Linked DNA regions of Homo sapiens: region 1 is linked to region 2. A link is a contact called in ENCODE Hi-C or POLR2A ChIA-PET data. All regions are on one chromosome and are shown on one strand. The core of a region is the stretch at or near the end of the contact, and the rest is flanking DNA. Distances in the headings are between cores, read along the strand shown. Region 1 holds the start of DNASE2 (deoxyribonuclease 2, lysosomal). Region 2 holds the start of SWSAP1 (SWIM-type zinc finger 7 associated protein 1).

Region 1 (6,414 bases), core at 1,966-4,465, 1.5 Mb before region 2:
CACAGGGAGCCACACAGAGATGTCCAAACTGTCGTGCAAACCCAGTGAGACAGACCGCCAAATAAACGGACTCAGTGGACACTCAGACCAGCTCCCAGATGGCCCTGGACAGCAGGAGAGGGTGTGGGATGAGGCTTCCCAGAGACCCTGGGTCTAGAAAGCGGCTCCTGAAGGTCCCTTATTGTGGCTGATATTAACTGTCAATGGTTATGGGTCCTATAAAAATGCCCCTCCCAGATAAAGCTTCAGCGTTGGCCTGAATTTTTGGGTTTTGGAGGCTGGAAGATGGCAGGAGGCTGTAAACCTAGAGGTCATATTAGAGGGCCTTACACACCCTCATCTCCTAAACTACAGTGACACCCCTCAACTCCAACAAGCCCCCTTGGGCACTGGAGGCCTTGCTGTCCTCTCTTTTCCCACCCAGTTCAGGCTACACTGTCCTTGTCTTCTGCCTTGAACCCTGCGGACATTGACAGCAAACATCTCCCTGGATTTAAGAGTTCACAGCCTATGACTGCCCAGGGGGTTCATCTTGCCCACTGTCCAGATAGAGCCAATTTATCGAGACAGAGGGATTGCAATAGAGAGAGTTTAATCCACATACATCCAGCTAAATGGGAGATGGGAGTTTTATTACTTGAATCAGCCTCCCTGAAAATTCAGAGGCTAGGGTTATTCAAGAACAGTTTGGTGGGCAGGAGGGCTAGGGAATGGGTGCCTTGCTGCAATCCTGGAGCTGTGGAAAACAGTTGCTGAGTCAGCTTCTGGGTGGGGACCATAGAGTCGCTAGTCTGGGTGGAGTCATCCAGTTGTCAGATATGCAAAAAGCCTAAAAAGACATCTAAAAAGGCCAGCGTTAGGTTTTGCAATAGTCATGTTATTTGCAGAAATAACTGGGGAAGTTGCAAACCTTGTGACCTCCAGAATAATGGCTGGCCATCTTTGTTTTTGTTTTTGAGATGGAGTCTTGCTCTTGCCCAGGCTGGAGTGCAGTTGTTCCATCTTGGCTCACTGCAACCTCTGCCTCCTGGGTTCAAGTGATTCTCCTGTGTCAGCCTACCAGGTAGCTAGGATTACAGGCACATGCCACCATGCCGGGCTAATTTTTGTATTTTTAGAAGAGATGGGGTTTCGAAATGCTGGCCAGGCTGGTTTCGAAATCCTGACCTCAGGTAATCTGCCAGCCTCGGCCTCTCAAAGTGCTGGGATTACAGGCGTGAGGCACCGCACCCGGCCGGAAAAATGGCTGGTCATAATTTAACTACTACACCTACAGTTTAGCAGAATTCAGGCTCCTCTCATCCTCCTAACCTAGTGCCCTTTCATTATTTCTACAAAGGCAGTTTAGTTTGGGGAAGGGCTATTATCATTTAAGCTATAAACTAAATTCCTCCCAAAATTAGCTTGGGGCCAGGCATGGTGGCTCCCTCTTTAATCCCAGCAATTTGGCAGGCTGAGGCGGGCAGATCACTTGAGCCCAGGAGTTCGACACCAGCCTGAGCCCCAAGGTGAAACCCCATCTCTACCAAAAATGGTGAAACCCAGTCTCTACCAAAAATACAAAAATTAGCTGGGCATGTGGCGCATGCCTGTAATCCCAGCTACTCAGGAAGCTGAGGCAGGAGGATTGCTTGAACCTAGGAGGCGGATGTTGCAGTGAGCTGAGATCACACCACTGGACTCCAGCCTGGGCGACAGAGTGAGACAACGTGTCAAAAAAAAAAAAAAAGTTAGCTTGACCCCACTCCAGGAATGACCAAGCAAGGGCAGTTTGGAGATTAAAGGCAAGATGGAGTTGGTTAGGTCAGAGCTCTTTCACTGACATAATTTTCTGTCATAATTTTTGCAAAGGCAGTTTCAAGCCAGTACTCAGATTCCCATAGCCCTTTGCCCTGCCATGATCCTTTGAGGCTGAGGTGGGAGAATCACTTGAACCCCGGAGTTCCAGAGCAGCCTGGGCAACATAGTGAGACCCTCATCTCTGCAATGAACAATTATCTGGGTGTGGTGGCACAGGCCTGTAGTACCAGCTACCTGGGAAGATCTCTTGAGCCCAGTAGGTTGAGGCTGCAGTGAACTGTGATGGAGTCACTGCATTCTAGCCTGGGTGAGAAACCATTATCCTGTCTCAAAACGACAAAAAACAAACATACAGTCACCTCTTTGCTAGCTCAGGGGATCCTGGAGAAAACGTGCAGAATGAAAAAGGAGAGTCTGGGTGGCGTGGATTACATGCCTGTAATCCCAGCACTTTGGGAGGCAAGACAGGTGGATCCCTTGAGCTCAGGAGTTCAGCCTGAGCCACATGGTGAAACCGTGTTTCAAAAAAAAAACTACAAAAATTAGCTGGGCATAGTGGCATGTGCCCGTGATCCCAGCTACTCGGGAGGCTGAGGTGAGAGGATCACTTGAGCTGGGGAGGCAGAGGTTGCAGTGAGCCAAGATTGCGCCACTGCACTCCGGCCTGGGCAACAGAGCGAGATATTGTCCGGGAAAAAAAAAAAAAAAAAAGGAAGGAAAAAAAAAAAGAAAGAAAAAGGGGAAGATACACTGGAACACAAATGCTTCTTAAGGGGCGCAGTGGCTCACTTCTGCAATCTTGGCACTTTCGGGGGCCGAGGCTGGTGGATCACGAGGTCAGGAGTTCGAGACCAGCCTAGTCAACATGGAAAAACCCCGTCTCTACTAAAACTACAAAAATTAGCCGGGCGTGGTGTCGGGCGCCTGTAATCCCAGCTACTCGGGAGGCTGAGGCAGGATAATCGCTTTAATCAGGAAGGCGGAGGTTGCAGTGAACCGAGATCGTGCCATTGCACTCCAGCCTGGGCGACAAGAGTGAAACTCCGTCTCAAAAAAAAAAAAAAAAAAAAAAAAAAAAAAAGAGGAAGAACAAAGGTCCCAAGAGTTGGACCCAGGTTGTAGGGCTGGAATAAAAAATAAAATACAAACTTGTGCCTGATCCAGAAACCCGGGCGGGAGTTGGGTCAGACAGAAGAGCGTGGGCTGGGATTAGCTACCACGAAAAGGAACGGTGGCCAGGCTCCAGGAGACGCTGGAGCGCCGGGCCCGTCGTGGGCGTGGTCTGGGCAGACTCAGCGTTGCCTTTTGCCTCTCCAAAACGCAGCATCGCGTCTCGGGGGAGGAGTCTGTACCCTCGTGATGTCCCCGCCCCGGTTCCCAGGCAAGTTTAGGGAAGTGAAAGGCGCCAGGTGCCAGTCCTGGCCTCTGATGTAACCCAGCGCCCCGCAGTCCCGACACAGATTCCTGGATCTCAGCCCCATAGCAGCTATGATCCCGCTGCTGCTGGCAGCGCTGCTGTGCGTCCCCGCCGGGGCCCTGACCTGCTACGGGGACTCCGGGCAGCCTGTAGACTGGTGAGTGCGCAGCGGGGGGCCTACCATCGCCCCGGGGTCCGGCTGCGGTCACTCAACCGGGATGGCTACCTCCTCGGGGAACCCTGGGGTGCCTTCTCTTCCCTCTCTCCTATTTCTGTGCATTCTCCGACCTCCAGGTTCGTGGTCTACAAGCTGCCAGCTCTTAGAGGGTCCGGGGAGGCGGCGCAGAGAGGGCTGCAGTACAAGTATCTGGACGAGAGCTCCGGAGGCTGGCGGGACGGCAGGGCACTCATCAACAGCCCGGAGGGGGCCGTGGGCCGAAGCCTGCAGCCGCTGTACCGGAGCAACACCAGCCAGGTGAAGGGGGCCCCGGGCCAACTAGGGGCGAAACTCTAGGGCTGCCCTGCCTGGGAGGAATTTCACGTTGCCTCCGTTTATCCGCCCGCAGCTCGCCTTCCTGCTCTACAATGACCAACCGCCTCAACCCAGCAAGGCTCAGGACTCTTCCATGCGTGGGCACACGAAGGGTGAGGCCTGGATTGGGGGCTGGGGAGAGACTCGGGTCCCATTTTTCCAAGGTAACCCCTGACGTGCATGGGGTGGTCGGGGAGATCTGCACTGTCAGACCCTGGGCATCTATTCCCCCCAACTTTTTTTTTTCTTTGTTTTTGAGACGGTGGGAGTTCGCTCTGTCACCCAAGCTGGAGTGCAGTGGCACAATCTTGGCTCACTGCAATCTCTGCCTCTGGGGTTGAAGCAATTCTCCTGTCTCAGCCTCCCAAGTAGCTGGTATTAAAGGCGCACCATCACACCAGGCTAATTTTCATATTTTTAGTACAGACGAGGTTTCACCATGTTGGCCAGGCTGGTCTCGAACTCCTGGTTTCTACCTCAAGTGATCTACCCGCCTTGGCCTCCCAAAGTGCTGGGATTACAGGAATGAGCCACCCTGCCCAGCCGAGTTCCTATGCATTTTTCCAAGCTAACCCCTGACCTCCATAGTGGGGTGGGAGATCTCCCCTGTCAGACCTTGGGCATCTATTTCCCCTATTTTATTTTCTTTTAGACAAGGTCTCACCCAGTCACCTAGGCTGGAGTGCAGTATCACAGCTCACTGCAGCCTTGACCTCCCAGGGCTCAGGTGATCCTCCTACCTCAGCCTCCCAAGTACTGGGCCTGCCGGTACCCCCCACCACGCCTGGCTTTTTTTTTTTTTTTTTTTTTTTGCGGCACTCTCTCTCCATCACCCAGGCTGGAGTTCGGTGGTGCAATCTCAGCTCACTGCAATCTCCATCTCCCCAGTTCAAGCGATTCTTCTGCCTCAGCCTCTGGAGTAGCTGGGATTACAGGTGTGCGCCACCATGCCCAGCTAAATGTTGTATGTTTTAGTAGAGATGGGGTTTTACCAGGTTGGACAGGCTGATATTGAACTCCTGACCTCAGGTGATCCACCTGCCTTGGCCTCCCAAAGTGCTGGGATTACAGGCGTGAGCCACCACACCTGGCCTACTTTTTGTATTTTTGTAGAGTGGGCTTTTGCCATGTTGCCTAGGCTGGTCTCTAAGTCCTGGTTCAAGCAATCCACCCACCTTGGCCTCTTAATGTGCTGCGATTACCGGCATGAGCCGCCACACCTGGCCTGTTTCCCTACCTTACATTACTCTTGGCGTTATTCTGGACTATAAGAATTTATGCCTGCAAAAACTGAGCTCAGCTGTGGTTCTAACACTGCTGGCACCCTCTCTAAGCCCCGCTGCAAACTGAGGGTGTTCCTGATTGCAGATGAGCTTGCTGGGAGGCCTGGAGCAATACCCTCTAATTGCCTTTTTTTTTTTTTTTTTTTTGAGAAGGAGTTTTGCTCTTGCTACCCAGGCTGGAGTGCAATGGTGCAATCTCGGCTCACTGCAACCTCCGCCTCCTGGGTTCAAGTGATTCTCCTGCATCAGCCTCCCGAGTAGCTGGGATTACAGGCATGCACCACCATGCCCGGCTAATGTTGTATTTTTAGTAGTGATGAGGTTTCTCCATGTTGGCCAGGCTGGTCTTGAACTCCCGACCTCAGGTGATCCGCCCTCCTCGGCTTCCCAAAGTGCTGGGATTACACTGCGTGGGGCCTGCCTTCTTTTTTTAAATTTTTATTTATTTATTTATTTATTTATTTATTTACTTACTTACTTACTTATGTTTGAGATGAAATTTTGCTCTGTGGCCCAGGCTGGAGTGCAGTGGTGGATCTCAGCTCACTGCAACCTCCACCTCCTGGGTTCAAGCGATTCTCCTGCCTCAGCCTCCTGAGTAGCTGGGATTACAGGCGTCCACCACCACGCTCAGCTAATTTTTGTATTTTTAGTAGAGATGGGGTTTCGCCATGTTGGCCAGGCTGATTTCTAACTCCTGACCTCAGGTGATCTGTGTGTCTCGGTCTCCCAAAGTGCTGGGATTACAGGCGTGAGCCACTGCGCCCGACCTCCCCTAATGCCTTCTTTTGGTCCAGGTGTCCTGCTCCTTGACCACGATGGGGGCTTCTGGCTGGTCCACAGTGTACCTAACTTCCCTCCACCGGCCTCCTCTGCTGCATACAGCTGGCCTCATAGCGCCTGTACCTACGGGCAGACCCTGCTCTGTGTGTCTTTTCCCTTCGCTCAGTTCTCGAAGATGGGTAAGTCGAGTCAGGGACACAGGATGAGTCCTGGGTTTACTGACCAGAACCTGGAACGATCTTGCATTTCCTCCTCCCCTTGTCCTCCAGGCAAGCAGCTGACCTACACCTACCCCTGGGTCTATAACTACCAGCTGGAAGGGATCTTTGCCCAGGAATTCCCCGACTTGGAGAATGTGGTCAAGGGCCACCACGTTAGCCAAGAACCCTGGAACAGCAGCATCACACTCACATCCCAGGCCGGGGCTGTTTTCCAGAGCTTTGCCAAGTTCAGCAAATTTGGAGATGGTGAGTCTCAAGGTTGAGGGTTGGAGAGCTCCTTCTCTGCAGACAGGGTGACTGGTGTGGCCATGGCTGAGTTCAAGTCAGCGGTAGAGACCAGGTCTGTTTGGGAGCTATAATCACATGATCAGTGAACAG
Region 2 (6,518 bases), core at 2,897-5,396:
TATCTATGTAACTATTTATATTGGCTTCAACAGGGCTCTGAAGCAGAAGATCTGGCCTGGCATCCCGAGCCCAGAGAGCGAGTTTGAAGGCCTCTTCACCACCCACAAGGGTAACTTCCAGGTAGGTGGCCTGGTTGTCCCCTCAGTGCCTGGGCTTCCCTGCTTCTTGCAGCCAAACTGCAGGCCTCTCTGAGCAGGTTGGTGCTATTTCTTCAGCTGTGGCTGTACCAGAATGATGGCTGCCTGTGGTGGAGCCCCTGCACCCCCTTCACGGAGGACCCACCTGCTTCCCTGGAAGTCCTCTCAGAGCGCTGCTGGGGGACGATGCAGGCAGTGGAGCCGGGGACAGATGATGAGGGCCCCCTGCTGGAGCCAGTGGGCAGTGAGCATGCCCAGGATACCTATCTGGTGCTGGACAAATGGTTGCTGCCCCGGAACCCGCCCAGTGAGGACCTCCCAGGGCCTGGTGGCAGTGTGGACATAGTGGCCATGGATGAAGGCTCAGAAGCATCCTCCTGCTCATCTGCTTTGGCCTCGAAGCCCAGCCCAGAGGGAGCCTCTGCTGCCAGCTTTGAGTACACTATCCTGGACCCCAGCTCCCAGCTCTTGCGTCCATGGACACTGTGCCCTGAGCTGCCCCCTACCCCACCCCACCTAAAGTACCTGTACCTTGTGGTATCTGACTCTGGCATCTCAACTGACTACAGCTCAGGGGACTCCCAGGGAGCCCAAGGGGGCTTATCCGATGGCCCCTACTCCAACCCTTATGAGAACAGCCTTATCCCAGCCGCTGAGCCTCTGCCCCCCAGCTATGTGGCTTGCTCTTAGGACACCAGGCTGCAGATGATCAGGGATCCAATATGACTCAGAGAACCAGTGCAGACTCAAGACTTATGGAACAGGGATGGCGAGGCCTCTCTCAGGAGCAGGGGCATTGCTGATTTTGTCTGCCCAATCCATCCTGCTCAGGAAACCACAACCTTGCAGTATTTTTAAATATGTATAGTTTTTTTTTGTATCTATATATATATATACACATATGTATGTAAGTTTTTCTACCATGATTTCTACAAACACCCTTTAAGTCCCATCTTCCCCTGGGCATAGGCCATAGGGATAGAAGTTAAAGTTCTTGAGCTTATTCAGAAGCTGGATCTGCAATCTGAATGCTACTCATAACATAACAAAATAGTATGTTAAACAGCTCTTAAATCTTACTGGCTTACCACATTAAATGATTTCTCTCTCCTAACTCAGCTCAAATGGGCAGCCATCCATGGGATGAGTCAGAGGTTCAGACTCTTCCAGTCTGTAGCTCTACCTTCTCTTAGGGTACTTAGATGGATCCCCTGTTCTACAAACTGCCAGTCAGCAAGGGAAGAAAAAGGGCAGCAATGACCCTCAATGGGCCATTTGAGGGATCTGGCCTGGAAATGGGCTTCCTCTCTTCTTCTCACACCTCACTGGCTGGAAACAGTCACATGACCCCAGTCACATGAAAGGCCAGGAAACTTAGTTTAGCTGTACACCCAGGAAGGGCAAAGCTGTTTAAGGGCCACTAGCTAGTCTCTGCCACTAATAATAATAAAAGTAATTCTGAATCAGGCCATGTTCTAAGAAAGTACTCTGATGACACTTGGTGTCAACAAGTAACTCAGTGGGAGTTTTGCTTTAACTACTTCTTTTTTTTTCTGAGACAGGGTCTCACTTTTGCACAGGCTGGAGCCCAGTAGCTCAAACATGGTTCGCTGCAGCCTCGACCTCCTGGGCTCAGGCGATCCTCCTGCCTCAGCTTTTCGAGTAGCTGGGACTACTGGCGTGCACCACCAAGCCTGACTGATTTTTTTTTTTTTTTTTTTTGAGACAGAGTCTCGTCTTCATCACCCAGGCTGGAGTGCAGTGGCTCGATCTCAGCTCACTGCAACCTCTGCCTCCCGGGTTCAAGCAATTCTCCTGTCTCAGCCTCCCAAGTAGCTGGGAGTACAAGTGCATGCCACCATGCCTGGCTAAATTTTGTATTTTTAGTAGAGACGGGGTTTCACCATGTAGGCCGGGCTGACCTCGAACTCCTGACCTCAGGTGATCCACCTGTCTCGGCCCCTAAAAACACACACACGTACCAGGGCATGTGTGCAAGAATGTTCGCAGCAGTAAATAAGGCAATCTGATGAAGAAATCAGGGTATAGTCACCCATGGAATTATATGCAATATGGAAAAAGGAATGAACTAAAAAAATGTAGATGAATCTTAGTAACAACGTTGAGTGCAAAAAGAAGGAAGTCTCAAACTTTTTTTTTTTTTTTTTTTTGAGATGGAGTCTCGCTTTGTCACCCAGGCTGGAGTGTAGTGGCACAATCTCGGCTCACTGCAACCTCCGCTTCCTGGGTTCAAGCAATTCTCCTGCCTAAGCCTCCTGAGTAGCTGAGACTACAGGCACCTGCCACCACACCCAGCTAATTTTTTTTGTACTTTTAGTTGATACAGGGTTTCATCATGTTGGGCAGGCTGGTCTCCAACTCCTGACCTCTGGTGATCTGACCGCCTCAGCCTCCCAAAGTGCTGGGATTACAGGCGTGAGCCACCACGCCTGGCCTGAAGCTCTTTTTATAAAGTTTAAAGCAATGAAACTATAAACAACATATTGATTGGGTAAAATATATACAAGATAATGCTATACTTTTAAAAGAGAAAAAGCACTTTACATTGTTTAGGTCTTTGGATCTGCATATGTCCCTGAGGTAAGTATTCCAGCCATGGGAAACTGAAGCACAGAGAGGTAGTCACCCACCAAAGCTCAGGGCTGGCCTCCAGAGCTTGAACCCTTGCCTGAGCTGGGGTCACCAGCCTGGGTGGGCCACGGAGCGATCATCATTTCTCCATCTGATCGGAAAGTCACCCACCACTCTGTTCTGGGGCCCAGCCCGCCTGGCTCCAGGCAGGCTCGGAGGCCGTGCTCTCCTGGACCTGGTGCATCTGGCTGCAGCCAGCACTGGGCAGGAAAATACCGCTGGAGCAGTGCCAGGTGCAGGACGTCCCCACTACCTGCTTCCTCCTGGGTCTGGAGGGCCACCATGAGCCCACAATCCCGGCCAGGCCCAAGCCGGTGGCTGAAGTGGGCAGCTGTGTCTAGAAGTAAGGCAATGAGGTAGGCGGCTTCCTGGGGCTCTGGGTCTTCCGCTAGGTACTCTTCTAGGCCGTCGAGCAGCAGAAGGGAGGGGGCTGGCCCCGGGGCCTCATGGGCAGAGCACAGGAGCCGGAAAAGCTCTCGGGTTGAGGGTGGGTACTGGAAGCGGATCTTCTAGAAGGAGAAACAGAAGGAAAGGGCCGGATTCAGCACAGGAAGCCAGACTCCTTAAAAGTAACCCTGCCTCCTTGCATACTTTCCTTGGTTCCAGGATGAACCAGTTCAGAGCTGTTAAATATTCTTATATTCGCCCGTTTTTCCAGCACTCATCACTGCCGAGTATTAGTTGAGGGCAAGCCATTTTTGCTTGTTTGTTTTTGGCCAAATCTCTAGCGCAATTTTTCCACGGAAAACCCTCCCCCAGCATTCTCGGTCTGACCCCATCCTTGACACTAACAGGAACCAACTCAGGTCCAGAATGGACCCAAGCTTAGCCCCGCCCCTTGATGGGCCGGACTTCAATCTCTGGGCACCGCCTCTTGCTAACACCGCCCATCATTGGATGGGCTCTCACTTCAATCTTAACTAAGCTCCGCGTGGTGCCACTCCTCACTCCGCCTGCCTGACTCCGCCCCATCGTGGCTGCCCTGGCTCGCTCTTCCACCGTCCTCTCCATTGGCTTGTCTACCTGTTACTCAATATCCCGGATCTACTCCACCATTGGCTAGAACGCCTCTGCTCCCACCCCCACGGTTACCTGGAGTCGCATTGGGTCTAGAGTCGTTCCGGTCCCGCGGGGCATGCTTTGAAGAGGCCTTCGTGTCAGGAAGAGGACTGGGCCTTGGCCCTCCCCCGCCGCCTCTAGGGCCGCAGCAAATAGCAGCGCTGTTTTTCCAGATCCTGGTGTACCGAGCAGCAGCAAAGGCGGTCCGGCGGCAGGCATGTTCTCCTCCCCGGACCAGGCCGCACCGCCCCTGGTTAGCACCCGCCTCAGCGTCTCCGCCATTCGCCGCGTAGCTCTGACCAATCGGTGGCTCGTTCCCAGCCTTAGTCCCGCCCAAGCCGTGGCCGCATCGGTACAGTTCACTTAGTTTCTCTATTGGTCTAGGAATCTGTCCATCAAAACTCGATTCCTCAGGTGAATGGGCAAATGGTTAGAACCTATGCGGAGGAATGGGTGCATTCGAGGGAAATAAGACCCTTCCCTGAGGGAGGCTGCTGGGGGAACCAGCACGAATACTATTATTGTCAGCTAATCAGACAAATATAAGGGTTGAAAGTTGGAGGAGTAGACCAGAATGAGTGACATATTATTTAAAGGCTCCTAGCCTCAGTTTGCCCTGCTGTAAAATGGGGCTTATGATATCTCAGAGGAGTATTGTGATCGGCATGTATTTGTGTGTGGTTTTGCTGATGTCATCCAATGACAACTGAGAGTTTTGGAGAGGGGGATGAGCTGTGTGCTTGTCTTTCTGTGCACCTGAGTATGGGCCGGAGTGTGTGTCTGGGGACACAGGCTCGTGGACAAAACATCAACGGCCATCCCCGAAAGTCTGTGAGATGAAGCCTCTCAACTTACTTCCTCACTGGCTAAGGGGTTCTGTGGGGCCGCCTTTGTGGTACGGGGGGAAGGCAGGACCGCAGGACAAAGAAGGAAGCAGGAGAGATAAAGAGACAGGAGCTGGAAGACTGAAGGAGAGATACAGCAGGGACATTGTCTTGTTCACTTCTGTTCTCCAGTACCGAGAATAGCACCTAGCACATTTGTAGGTTCTCAAATACGTGCTCGTTAAGACAATGAAGGAAGGGAGGTGGGATTGATGAGAAACAGGGAGAAAGGGAGGAACAAAGTGAATGATCGTGATCCCTGGCTGGATCTTCTCACCCAGACTTCGCCCCAGAGCTGCCACTCACGCCTGTGTTGCCCTGGCAACCTTGTCTCCTGGTAACTCCAAAGTGGTGCCGTTGCCTGGAGACCCAGGGGCAGGGAGAAAGTGAGATTTCCTGGGCTTTCTCTCTCCCTCTGGGACCAGAAAACAGCTCCACGACATCCCCCAACACACCCACTCACACAGCTGGGCTCACTCACACCCCTCTACACACACACACACACACACACACACACCATGGCATCTCTGAATATATTCTACTTTCAGAATCCCCATCATCCACATGCTCCAACCTTGCCCTATCCTGACACAAAGCATCCCATACAAACTCTGTCCCACATTCATCCCCCACACCCTTTCTCTTGCAAAACACGCAACTATGACATTGCCACTACACACACAGACACACACAGTGAAGCACACCGATACACTGCGCTGTCAAACACGCCACCTCAGCCCCCATCCCCCAGCAGATATACAACGCATGATTCACCTCACATTTCAACACTCCAAATGCACATACAGGCCAGGTGTGGTGGCTTATGTCTGTAGTCCCAGTGCTTTGGGAGGCCAAGGCAAGAGGATTGCCTGAGGCCAAGAGTTCAAGACCAGCCTGGGCAATGTAGGGAGACCCCCATCTCTACAAAATACTTCAAAATTAGCCAGGTGTTGGCCGGGCGCGGTGGCTCACGCCTGTAATCCCAGCACTTTGGGAGGCCGAGGTGGGCAGATCACAAGGTCAGGAGATCAAGACCATCCTGGCTAACACGGTGAAACCCAGCCTCTACTAAAAATAGAAAAAAAAATTAGCCAGGCATGGTGGCAGGCGCCTGTAGTCTCAGCTGCTTGGGAGGCTGAGGCAGAAGAATGGCGTGAACCCGGGAGATGGAGCTTGCAGTGAGCCGAGATCGCGCCACTGCACTCCAGCCTGGGCGACAGAGCGAGACTCTGTCTCAAAAAAAAAAAAAAAAATTTAGCCAGGTGTGGTGGCGTGCACCTGTAGTCCCAGCTCCTTGGGAGTCTGAGGCAGGAGGATTGCTTGAGCCCAAGGAAGTCAAAGCTGCAGTGAGCAGTGATTGTGCCACTGCACTCCAGCCTGGGCAACATAGCGAGACCCTATCTCAACAAAAACAAACAAAAATGCACAAATACTCAGTAGTGACACCCACATCACAGAGTCCAGCACAGTTACATACATGGGAGCATGCTGAATACAGCCTCACCACAAGTCCTTTGCACTTGATGTTCTTGTGTGTGCAGCAGTCAGCTTCCAGATATCCTTCTGGCTTTTTTTTTTTTTTTTTTTTTTGAGATGGAGTTTTGCTCTTGTTGCCCAGGCTGGAGTGCAATGGTGCAATCTTGGCTCATCACAACCTCCGTCTCCCAGGTTCAAGTGATTTTCCTGCCTCAGCCTCCCAAGTAGCTGGGATTACAGGCATGTACCACCACGCCCGGCTGATTTTGTATTTTTGGTACAGACGGGGTTTCTCCGTGTTGGTCAGAC

The links. A loop is a pair of places that touch in the nucleus more often than their neighbours do. ChIA-PET counts read pairs that join two places held with the same protein, here RNA polymerase II (POLR2A). Pooled maps may share reads with other maps.
Region 1: a pooled map shows a loop between it and region 2 (5-fold over the local background). The contact joins the promoter of DNASE2 here to the promoter of SWSAP1 in region 2. A Hi-C loop is called at or near these places in 5 of 50 pooled maps. POLR2A ChIA-PET finds 5 or more read pairs at or near these places in 2 of 52 experiments (GM10248 and activated naive CD4-positive, alpha-beta T cell).

Annotation. Positions count from the first base shown.
Region 1 is chr19:12,878,250-12,884,663 of GRCh38, reverse strand. DNASE2 (deoxyribonuclease 2, lysosomal) reads left to right here and starts at 3,215. Exons shown (of 6, transcript NM_001375.3): 1 at 3,215-3,374; 2 at 3,512-3,692; 3 at 3,784-3,862; 4 at 5,830-5,994; 5 at 6,085-6,282. The coding sequence starts at 3,289. KLF1 (KLF transcription factor 1) reads left to right here. Exons shown (of 3, transcript NM_006563.5): 3 at 1-242. RefSeq lists enhancers at 602-863, 3,288-3,397, 3,057-3,684 and cis regulatory regions at 533-1,053, 1,593-2,093, 2,833-3,393.
Region 2 is chr19:11,372,294-11,378,811 of GRCh38, reverse strand. SWSAP1 (SWIM-type zinc finger 7 associated protein 1) reads right to left here and starts at 4,146. Exons shown (of 2, transcript NM_175871.4): 1 at 3,883-4,146; 2 at 2,643-3,299. The coding sequence starts at 4,131. The coding sequence ends at 2,796. EPOR (erythropoietin receptor) reads left to right here. Exons shown (of 8, transcript NM_000121.4): 7 at 34-121; 8 at 217-1,605. The coding sequence ends at 828. RefSeq lists enhancers at 3,417-3,466, 3,487-3,566, 3,797-3,846, 4,067-4,136 and a silencer at 4,237-4,316.